2 separate regions of the Homo sapiens genome follow, and region 2 is linked to region 1. The links are chromatin loops, found by intact Hi-C in ENCODE. Cell type or tissue: endothelial cell of umbilical vein. All regions are shown on one strand.

Region 1 (5,000 bases):
CACTTCCCGTTTTCCTGTCTCTTTCACCACACATTGGGGCCAGGTTCTATATCACGAACCCACATACATCCTCCACCATCTCCTCTCCCCTTTCTTGCTCTCCCTAGCTGTGCCCAGTTAGCTCTATCAAAGTCCCTCTCCCTCTCTCTTTCTCCTGCCTCTCCCTCCCCCTCTCTCTCTTCCTTCCCATCTATCTCTCCCTCTTTCACCTGATTTAGAGTTACCAGAGGTGAGGGCTGCAGAAACTACCTTGTGGGGTTTCCATGCCATTAAAAGGAAAAAAAAAGCCGAGCCTCCAGTTCAAAAAGCTCTTCATTTCCCTGCTACATAAGTCCAAGAGGCCAAGTGAGAGGGCATGGTGGCTGTGGGAAGAAACAGCCCTCCAGTGGGCTTCCCCAGGCGGGTGGCCAGAGTTCATTAGTTTCTCCGCCTTTTCATTCTTCCGTGTCCCACCTACCCTGCAAGTTCTGACCTTGACCTGGGCCCATAGCACACTCTGGCATCTGCCCCCTCAACTCTTCCATCCACATCCAGAGACCTGGCTGCTGGCCTTGGCTTCACCTGGCCTCACCTGCCCCGTCCTCTGCACCCTACTCCAGCTCCATTCGCTGGGCCCTACCTTGCAGCTGGTGACCTTGTCTGAGTCACCTTTTTCCATATAGTATTTGGCTGGGGCCCATAAGGCCACCAGGGTGGTGCAGGTGGTGGGGGCTTTGGAGTTGAGGTCCAGTTCTGCCACTGGCTTGCTGGGTGACCTTGGACTGAGTCTCAGTAGCTGCATCGAAAATAGAGAATAATCTTTGCCTTGCATGATGGAAGTGAGAGGTACATTGCAGATATTCCATCCACATTAGTTCCTTCTTTCTAGTGAAATAAAGACCCTCCCATGGGCTGCCCACAGGGGAAGCCTTGGAGTCAGTGCCTGGGGAGACCTGAGCCACCCCTTTAAAGGGTTCCTGGACCTTGGACCAGTCTTGTAGTTGTTCTTTGGGTAACCACCAATGAATAAGGAAGCTGAGGCTGGGTGCTGGTGGGCTGGGGACAACACGGAGATTTGGGGATGAGGGGTGATGGGAAAAGGATGGAGAAAGGTGAAGCAGCTGCCAGGGAAGGGACTCCGGGAAGGAGAACTGAGGCTTTAAAAAGTTCATGAAGTTTGGCTGCGTGGTGAGCCATGATGCGTTGTCTTCTCTGGCTCCCAGGAATTCTTCACCAACTCTCCATTTCTCATAGTTGCACTGGGGAGTTGGATGTGGTTTTAGTTTCTGTCAAAGTGAAGAGTGTGGGCTCAAGGTGAACACATGGGAAGAACAGAGACTGCCCTCATGGCCAGCTCCCACCAGCCCATGTCTGTAATAACAATTCTGAAAATATGCTGAGACGATATTGTGATGTTCCTCAAGCTGGAAGGATTTTGTACCCGGACACAATAGTGATGGGGAAGGTTATCTCCAGGCCACTGGCTCCAGGCCTTAATGGGTAAATATAACTACTAAAAGGAATACTTTTTAGAATAAAAACTCTCTAGGTTGAAACTGGGGGTCAGAGGGATTTGGAAGGACAAGACGGGCCAGGGCATAGGGATAGAAAGGGGCTGGGCAGCCAGGGGAGAGAGCTGGCAGGGCCAGCTGGCAGGAGCTCCTCAGCAAAGGCCCTTGGTCATCAGTAGTGCACACTTGCTAAGTCGAAAAGTGACGTCGCAAGGTCTGCGTTGCAGGTAGATTAGGGGTGGGAATAGAGGCAAGAGAGCAGCATGAAGCCTGGTGCCCTTGTTGTGGACCGAAGTCGGAGACCATCGTGGCAGGCCGCACAGGACTTGATGACTGATTGTGGAGGTGGTGGAGAGCTGTCATGAGAAGGACAGGGAAGAGAGGGCCATCACCCATTTCTGCACCAGGAGACCAGGCAGAGCAGTCAGGGTAATTTGTGGCTCACGGGGAAATGTCCACAGATCAGAGATGCTTCTCCTGTCTGTAGATGGGGCAGTCACAACTGCCTCCCAGGAGAGAGTGTGATAGGCCACAGGAGCCAGCATCCAGGCAAGAATGGTATACGATGATCGCCTATGCGTTATGTCATAGAAAATGTTAGTGTCTGGAGGCTGGACACATCCTGGACACACGCCAACTTGGGCCAGGCCTTTCCGGTGGGGACAGGACCCTGAGATCTGCTGTTTCACGATGCACAGGGGCCAGGTTCCATATCCTGGAGCCCACACTCTGCACTTGACAGAGCCAAAAACCACATCCAGCTCCCCAGTGCGCCAGTGAGAAATGGAGAGTTGTTGAAGAACTCTCTTTGTGCTTCAGTCATTCAGGGAAGTTTCCCACGTGGGACTCCTCCGTGGGGTGCCCCATCACTCCATGTATCCCCCTCCTCCCTCTCCCTGCTGGGCAGCGGAGCCCCGGGAGCCTGCGGGCTGGGGAGGGGCCCACGAGTCTCCTGGGTTGCCAGAGGGGCTCCTGGTTCACTCTGGAACAACTTGCCTGCCCCCTAGTGGATTGCTCAAAGAGTCTCTCAGGCCGCGGAAACCTGCGCTGGTCCTGATGGAGAGACTGGGGCCTCCAGCAAGAGGGACTTGTGCAGGGAAGGCCAGGTCAGAGCCTACATGGGAGGTGGCATGGCCAGCCCTTGAGAAGGAGCCGGGCTTGGGTGTCCCACAGCCCCGGGGAACGCAGCAGCCCATTTGGTTTGTCAGTCTCCTCTCAGAGCCTCGTGTCCTCACCACTCAATGAAGATGCAGGGTCCTGAGACGGTGCACACAGCAGGTGCTCAGTACATGTGTGGCCTTTCCCTCCTTCTCTGTGTCACTTCACCTCCCATTCTATGAGAGTGTAGACTCCACTCTGTCTTTTGAGCAAATCTTGATTGTCATGCACGTGGATTTCCTTAAAGGGAGGCTCACCTGCCACCACAGTAGCCTCCTTCACCTCCCCTGATCTGTCATATTTCTTCCCCACTGAACTTTACTGGCCAGACCCTGGGGTCACACAAACAGGGTTCAGATCCACCTTTGCCCTCCAGAAGCCCCCTTCTGCAGGGAGAGGCTGACACAAGACCATACCTAGAGTGTAGTCAGTGATGGACAGGGTGGCCCAGGGCTGAGGGGCCAGAGGAGGTCCCCCTCCCACAGCACGTTGGGATGAAAGGGAGTGTGTCAGGGAAGGATTCCTGGAGGCAGTGGCAGAGGAACAGAGATTTGGAGAGGAAGGAGTTAGCCAGAAGGAGTGGGAAACAGGGAGCTGGGAAAGAGCCTCCAGGCCGGTGCAGGGGTTGGAGGTGAGGGCATCCACTGCAGCATAAGGGCAGTGGTGAGCAGAGGCAGGGCTGCGAGGGGAGCCATGAGCTGACATGCTGCCTGTGCCTGGTGTGCCGGGATCCCAGCTAAGCATCAGATCAACCAAGCTCAGATGCAGAGAACAGCAGAGGAGAAACCAAAAGGCGACCTCAGGAGCTGGCATTGCGGGAGGGGAGATTATTTATTCGATGCCTTTGGGCTAGTTAGTTCCTTAATTTGTTCATTCATCAATTCAGCTTTCTCGTACATGCCTCTTCCTGGGCATTGGACTAAAGGAAGGAACTAGATAAGGTCCCTCCTGTCAAGTGAGGATCAGGCATGGCAGCTACTAATTCCATACCGAGGAGGACTGGGAAAGGGTTTCAGGAGAAGGTGGCATTTTAGGTGGACTTTGAAGGATGTAGAGGCATTCACCAGGTGTTGAAAAAGGGACAAGTCATCTAGGTAGAGAAAATAACAAGAGCAAAGATGCCGCATCATGAGGGGTTTGCAGAAGTGTAAGGAGTGTGTCATAGCCAAACAGTTGGTTGTGTAGGGGGCAGATGAGGTGGGGCCAGCATGTGTAGGGCCTTGAATGCCAGGCTAAAGTATTTGGGCTTTTCTAAGGAGTCCATCTCAAAGTGTGCCCACCTGCAGAACCAGGGACCAAGCAATTCCAGATCACCCAGCCCTGCAAGGACCTTCTGGAAGCCCATAGCTCCATCTGCCATAGTGAGAACCCAACCTCTAGAAATGCCAGAATGTCCCCTTGCTGGGAATGTACTCCAAGGGACAGGTGAATGGTCACAGGCTGCTGGGGGGAAGGCAGGGGGCCTTCATTGGCACCAGCTGGCATTGACTCATCATGAAAGCCATGACTTGGGGCTCCATCTCTGGGGTCCCATCTGAGCATGTGCATGGAAGCCCATGCGAATGCCGTGCTGGCTCCTCCTGAGGGCTTCCTCAGACTCACCTGGAAGGTGCTGTCCTCACCCCTGTTCTGCAGAAGAGGAAGTTGTGTGCTCACTGAGGCTGCCTCCCCTGGGAACCCTCCAGGGACCATTGCTGTTTTTCTGGGCTTTTGTAGCCCTGCATCACCACCTCAGATCAGGAGACAGATGGGCTGACACATACAAGGCACTTCATCCTCCAAGCCTCCAGTTCCTCATCTGTAAAGTGAGCAAATAACTCTCATTTTAGAGAGTGGGCATGGTTGAGACAATATGCATGAAGCTCCTGGCACACACCTGGCCCACAGCAGGTAGCAGGTAAGTGGGGAAATAAATGAGACATAAAGCCTCCCAGGAGGAAACGGCCAGCCCCGGACTGGGGCATGATGCAGGATCCAGGTGGGCATGGGCCTTCTTCCTTTGTCCCTAGCTGATGGAGGAAGGTTAGAGAGAGGTGAGAACCCTGGTGTGTGTTGTGGGGGGGAAATATGGTTTGGCTGTGTCCCCACCCAAATCTCATCTCGAATTGTAATCTGAATGACGTGTCAAGGGAGGGATCTGGTGGGAGGTGATTGGATCATGGGGGTGGTTTCCCCAGGCTGGTCTCATGGTAGTGAGTGAGTTCTCATGAGATCTGGTTGTTTTGTAAGTGTCGGGCGCTTCCCCCTTCTCTCTCTCTCTCTCTCTCTCTCTCTCAACACCATATAAGAGTTGCCTTGCTTCCCTTTGCCTTCTGCCATGATTGTAAGTTTCCTGAGGCCTCCGCAACCATG
Region 2 (5,000 bases), 130 kb before region 1:
CTCTGTCCACGTTCTCTTGGAGCTTACATTTTAAGAGTAAGAAACAATTTAACAGATGATAAATGCAATGAACAAAAATGTAACAGAATGTAATAGAGATGGGGGTGGGATGAACCCACTACTTTTGGGTTGGTGGTCATGGAAGGAAAGCTTTTCCAAGCATTTGAACCAAGTTGCAGATGACAGGACAGAGCCAACCATGCCATGATTTGGAGGAAGAATATTCCAGGAAGAGAGGAAGGACTAGTACAAAAGCACTAATGTACAAGTGAGTTTGGCATGAGGCTGGTAGCCATGGTAGGGTGTTTGGTTGTATAGTGAGTACAATAGGAAACAATGTTGGGGTTTTAAACAAGAGTATGACATGAACTGATAAACCTTTTTAAAGGATGTCTAATAAAGAGGAAAAAGAATCTGACAAGGCAGTGTACCTATGATATTTACTTACACAGAGGTCTACAGCAAGTGTTCTTCTACTGGTACTCGTCTTGCAGATAATAAAGGGCAAAATTAGGCTACATTTACATTTACATTTGCTTAATAATAAATGAAAGCTTTATTCAAAGTTCTTCTCTTGAATTAGGCAATAGATTTGAGCCTCCTTTGTTAGAAGAGGCACCATAAAGGAGTGGAAAGATTGCTTTCAGTTGTACAAGATTTGGATTTGAATCTTGGCATTAACCCTGACCAACTGTGTGACTTTGGTTAAGTCATCTACCCTCTCAGTTTCCTCATTTGTAAATGGGAATAATAATTTTCTTATAGTGTTGTCACAGGGATTTAGCAGAATATGATGGGATTTAGTAGAATGTGATGTGTGAAAGCACCTTGCACAGTGCCTGGCATGTAGTAGTTGTCCAGTTGTCCAAAAAATGTCAGTTTTCTTTTTTTTTTTTTTCTTGATATTGTTGGGGAAGTTATTCTGCTACCTTTTCTTACCATAAAGATTCTCCTGTGTCTTCTCTTCCAGGCTATTCCTCAGTATGCTATTCCTTGTCACTCCAGCTCCAATGTGGTGGTGGAGCCCAGTGGGCTTCTTGAGCTAAACAACTTCACTAGTCAACAGCTGGATGATGAGGAGACAGCAATGGAGCAGGACATAGACAGTAGCACGGAGGATGGAACTGAACCCAGCCCTTCTCAGAGCTCTGCTGAACGGTCCTAGTGTTTGGACACAATAGTGCACTTTAAAACCTGCTTGGTTACCAAGTGTCCAGGGAAACCCTTGTATTTTGATGACTAAAAAGAGCACTTTGCCCGTACTTAGGCTGTGGACCCTAAAACAGCAGTGTTTCAACAAGATGTTGCTGCAGGAGCAGCTTTTTAAAACAAGATAAAACTCACAGGGGAATGTACTTTTTTAAAAAAAAATGAAAAAGAAAAAAAAAGCTGCACATTTACAGTGACTTAAGACCTGGTCTTCTTTCTCTGTTGGATCATGGCCGGTGAAACAGTTTTGTCTTGCAGTGGAAAGAGACTTCCTGTGAATGTTTCTCAACTGGTTTCTACTGAGCAAAATACCATCTAAAAGGAGAATGTGAATAGTTGTATTTTGAAATGATGTGTCAGGAAAAGTTTTTTAAAAACTTGTATGTTTTTGCAAATCCCTGGAAGTGTTGAATTGGTTAAAATTTTACATTTTCTCAGTTCATAATTAGTTTATAAACACCTAGAATAATACTGGCATTAAAGAATCCTTGTTGGATGGTAGAAATCAGATCCCTAACCAGTGGGAGGTACTTTTTGGGTGGCTTGTGCATTCTTATCAGTTGTGTGCTAATTTATTGTATTGTTCCTTTGTGCTCTAAGCAGCACACTTGCCTTCTATTTATTTAAGTGTAAACATTTCAAAGCAGGCCGTACTCCTTCTGACAAATTTCTTGTAAACCAGGATTGCCTACGCTTTCCACTGTCGTCGTCTCCCCACTTTCCCTCTTCCTTTAAGAAAACTTACTAAAAAATGTTTCATTGCGAAGCAGAGGAAAAGAAACGTTTTCAGACCTAAAGGAAATGTTTGGTCATGTTAAGAAAACAAATTATTCATTCATATGATGCTTTCTTAACGTTGAAATTGCACATTCACATTGGACTGAGACTTTGAAAATAACTTTTACATACTTTTGTTTAAGCCCCTTTGAAATGTATAAAAAGTTCATTTACAGTTCTAAATGTAATGTTTTTAAGCCTTCTATCTTTTTAGGACACAGTTTGTTTAAGCAATATGTTTTGGTCTTGTGATCACTGTCTGTCACAAGTAGAGTGAAAGGGGTAAGGGGGTGGGAGGGTAAGAGTTTTGACAAGTTGTGGCAAAGGAAACTATACTTTTCATTTTTAAAAATGTAAATAGAAAAGTTTTTAACGGTTTTATATAGATTTCACTATAAATAAGCATTTTAAGACTGACAAATGTTGAACTGTACATACATTTATCAGCATAACTGCCCAGTTTTTTTGGTGCTGAAGTACTGTAAGTAGAATTCATCAACGGTCTCCTAATTTTTGCATCTACATCTGGGGGGAAAAAGCTGTGATACTATAGTTAATAAATTCCCACTAGAGTGACACTGAAGATTTAAACACAAGCATTCATAAGATGCGCTGATCTCTGGTGGTTGTCACTAGTTCTGCTAGGTGATAATGATTTACCCATAGATGGAGCTGTTGGATATTATTTTATTGTACAAATTCATGTTTAAAAAACTTTGTGACTGTTTCTAGTTAAGTAATTTTTTAACCTTTCTTGGGTCATAGACTTCTTTGGTAAACTATGAACTCTCACCAAAAAGATACACATGCAACATGTTAAATACATGTTAGACTTTGCATACAATTTTAGGGGCTCATGGGCCTCTAAGCCTATCCATGTATTCCAGGTTAAGCCCTCTGTTATGATCAATCCATTACTTACAGATTAAGTTTTTATAAAATAAAGTATCTTTTAAATATTCATGGATCAAGTAACAAGAGCAAACTTGAATAAAGTTATGTTCTACATATTTTGGCAGCATAGCATACCTGTGTCCCTTGAGAATTTAGCCTTCATATGTTTCTGCAATTGGAATGGCAAATAAAAGTGCTATCATCTACATTTTTTTAAAGAATTACAAATATTAAGAAATTATCAAGTGAAATTTAAAATTTTTCTTTTAAAGGTGTTAATTCCAAATAGAGCATGCATTCATTTATTTATTCAACAAATATTAATTGAGCATCTTCTGTATGACAAGTAGTATTCTGTGCACTGGGGATACCATAGTGAACAAACAGGAAATCCTATCCTTATGAAGTTTATAAACAGGGCTTCCTGCTCATGAAATGGATACAAGGAATGAAGACAGGAGAAAATAAGAACAATACTTAGGTTTTTTTATAAAGTGGATAGATGATGATGCCATATATGGATTTTCAGACATCCCTTTACTGAAAGTCTTAGCATTATATCTATTAGTATTCCACATTTAAGTACATAATTTAAAAGTAATTTAAAGTCATCTCTTTGAAGGATATTAACAAATTACAATGCAAATGCTACAGAATTTTTAGAATCCTAACAACTATTAGGCAGTGATAAGAAAAATCCATTTGGCTTAAAGTAAACTTTAATAAGTGCCTAGTATTGCAGATGCAGTTTATGGTGAACTTAGAGGATTAAAAACCAAAGGGGGCTTCATTGAGATATTCACATGCCATAAACTCTCCCATTTAAAGTATACCGTTTAATGGTTTTAGTATATCCACAGAGTTGGGCAAGCCATTACCACAATCAATTTGAGAACATTTTCATTAATCACAAAAGAAATCCTGAAATGAAACCACCACCACCATCGCTCCAGCCCTGGGTGGCCACTCCTCTACTTTCTGCCTCTTATGGATGTGCCATAAGAAATGTGGACATTTCATATAAATGAGATTATATAATATGTGGTCTTTTGTGACTTCTTTCACTTAGCGTATTTTCAAGGTTCATCCGTGTTGTAGAATGTGTCAGTACTACATTTCTTTTTATGGCCATTCCATTGTGTGAAATATATCACATTTTGTTTACCCGTTTATCAGCTGATGGATATTTGCATTGTTTACACTTTTGGGCTATTATGAATGATGCTGCTATGAACAATTTGTGTACAAGTTTTACGTATTTTCAGTTCTTATGGGTATATACCTAGGAGTGAAATTGCTGGGTCATACAGTGACTGTTTAACCTTCTGAGCAAGTGCCAGACTCTTTTCCACAGGGACTGCATATCAGCAGTCTATAGGAGTTTCAGTTTCTCCACATCCTTGCCAACACTTGCTGCTGTTTGTCTTTTTTATTCTAGTCATCCTCATGTATGAATTGTAAAGTGCTACCCCATTGTGGTTCTAATTTCCATTCCTCTGATGGCTAATGATGAGCATCTTTTCATGTGCATATTGGCCATTCATGTATCTTTAGAGAAATACCTCTTCAGCTTCCTTGCCCATTTTCCAATTATTTTCTTTTTCTCTCATTTTAAATTGAGAATTTTTGAAGTATAGGAAATACTACTAATCTTAAGAGAAAAGTAATGTTTATCACCCTTAAAATCCTAGGTTAGGTTCTAGTTCTGCTTCTCTAATGTAACAAATTGCTTAGCAGTATTAAAACAGTATAGCTTCATAATTGAAAACTTGCTTTTAATTACATTTCTTTTTGAGGTTCTCACAGTAGCCTGCTAAGGTAGGAGACTTAGTACAAAGGAAATAGTAGTCAGGCGGTCTGGATTTGACCCTTAGACTCTTCTGTGTATTGATCATGTGAATTTTAGCAAGTCACATTTCCTCTCCGAGTCAGTTTCTCCATAATAAAAGTGAGTATTTCTAACCCCATGGGACTATTATGAAGACAAGATGAAACAGTACACGTAAAAATGCCAGTGAGAGTCGGGTGCTCAGTATTTTTTGAGTCCAGTAATTACACCACTCCTACTTTATAAATAGAAAACTGAGGGTTCAAAGAAGTTAAATGATGTACTAAAACTC

What was found. A loop is a pair of places that touch in the nucleus more often than their neighbours do. Peaks named below come from ENCODE experiments on the same cell type or tissue, not always from the same donor. Only the 100,000 strongest peaks of a DNase experiment are listed, where the experiment ranks them.
Region 2: a loop joins it to region 1, with 14 times the contacts of the local background. A loop is called at or near these places in 66 of 110 quality-filtered maps.

Annotation. Positions count from the first base shown.
Region 1 is chr11:76,678,524-76,683,523 of GRCh38, forward strand. It overlaps the pseudogene GUCY2EP. Among named protein-coding and RNA genes, the nearest start is that of LRRC32, 10 kb to the left of the region's middle. In endothelial cell of umbilical vein, a CTCF peak has its summit at 2,514 (motif pointing left); a DNase peak (open chromatin) is centred at 2,488.
Region 2 is chr11:76,548,982-76,553,981 of GRCh38, forward strand. It overlaps EMSY (EMSY transcriptional repressor, BRCA2 interacting), which reads left to right. Exons shown (of 22, transcript NM_001300942.2): 22 at 971-4,050. The coding sequence ends at 1,165. Among named protein-coding and RNA genes, the nearest start is that of LINC02757, 79 kb to the right of the region's middle. RefSeq lists an enhancer at 4,117-4,667. In endothelial cell of umbilical vein, a CTCF peak has its summit at 2,608; DNase peaks (open chromatin) are centred at 2,000 and 2,650; H3K27ac peaks cover 819 bases.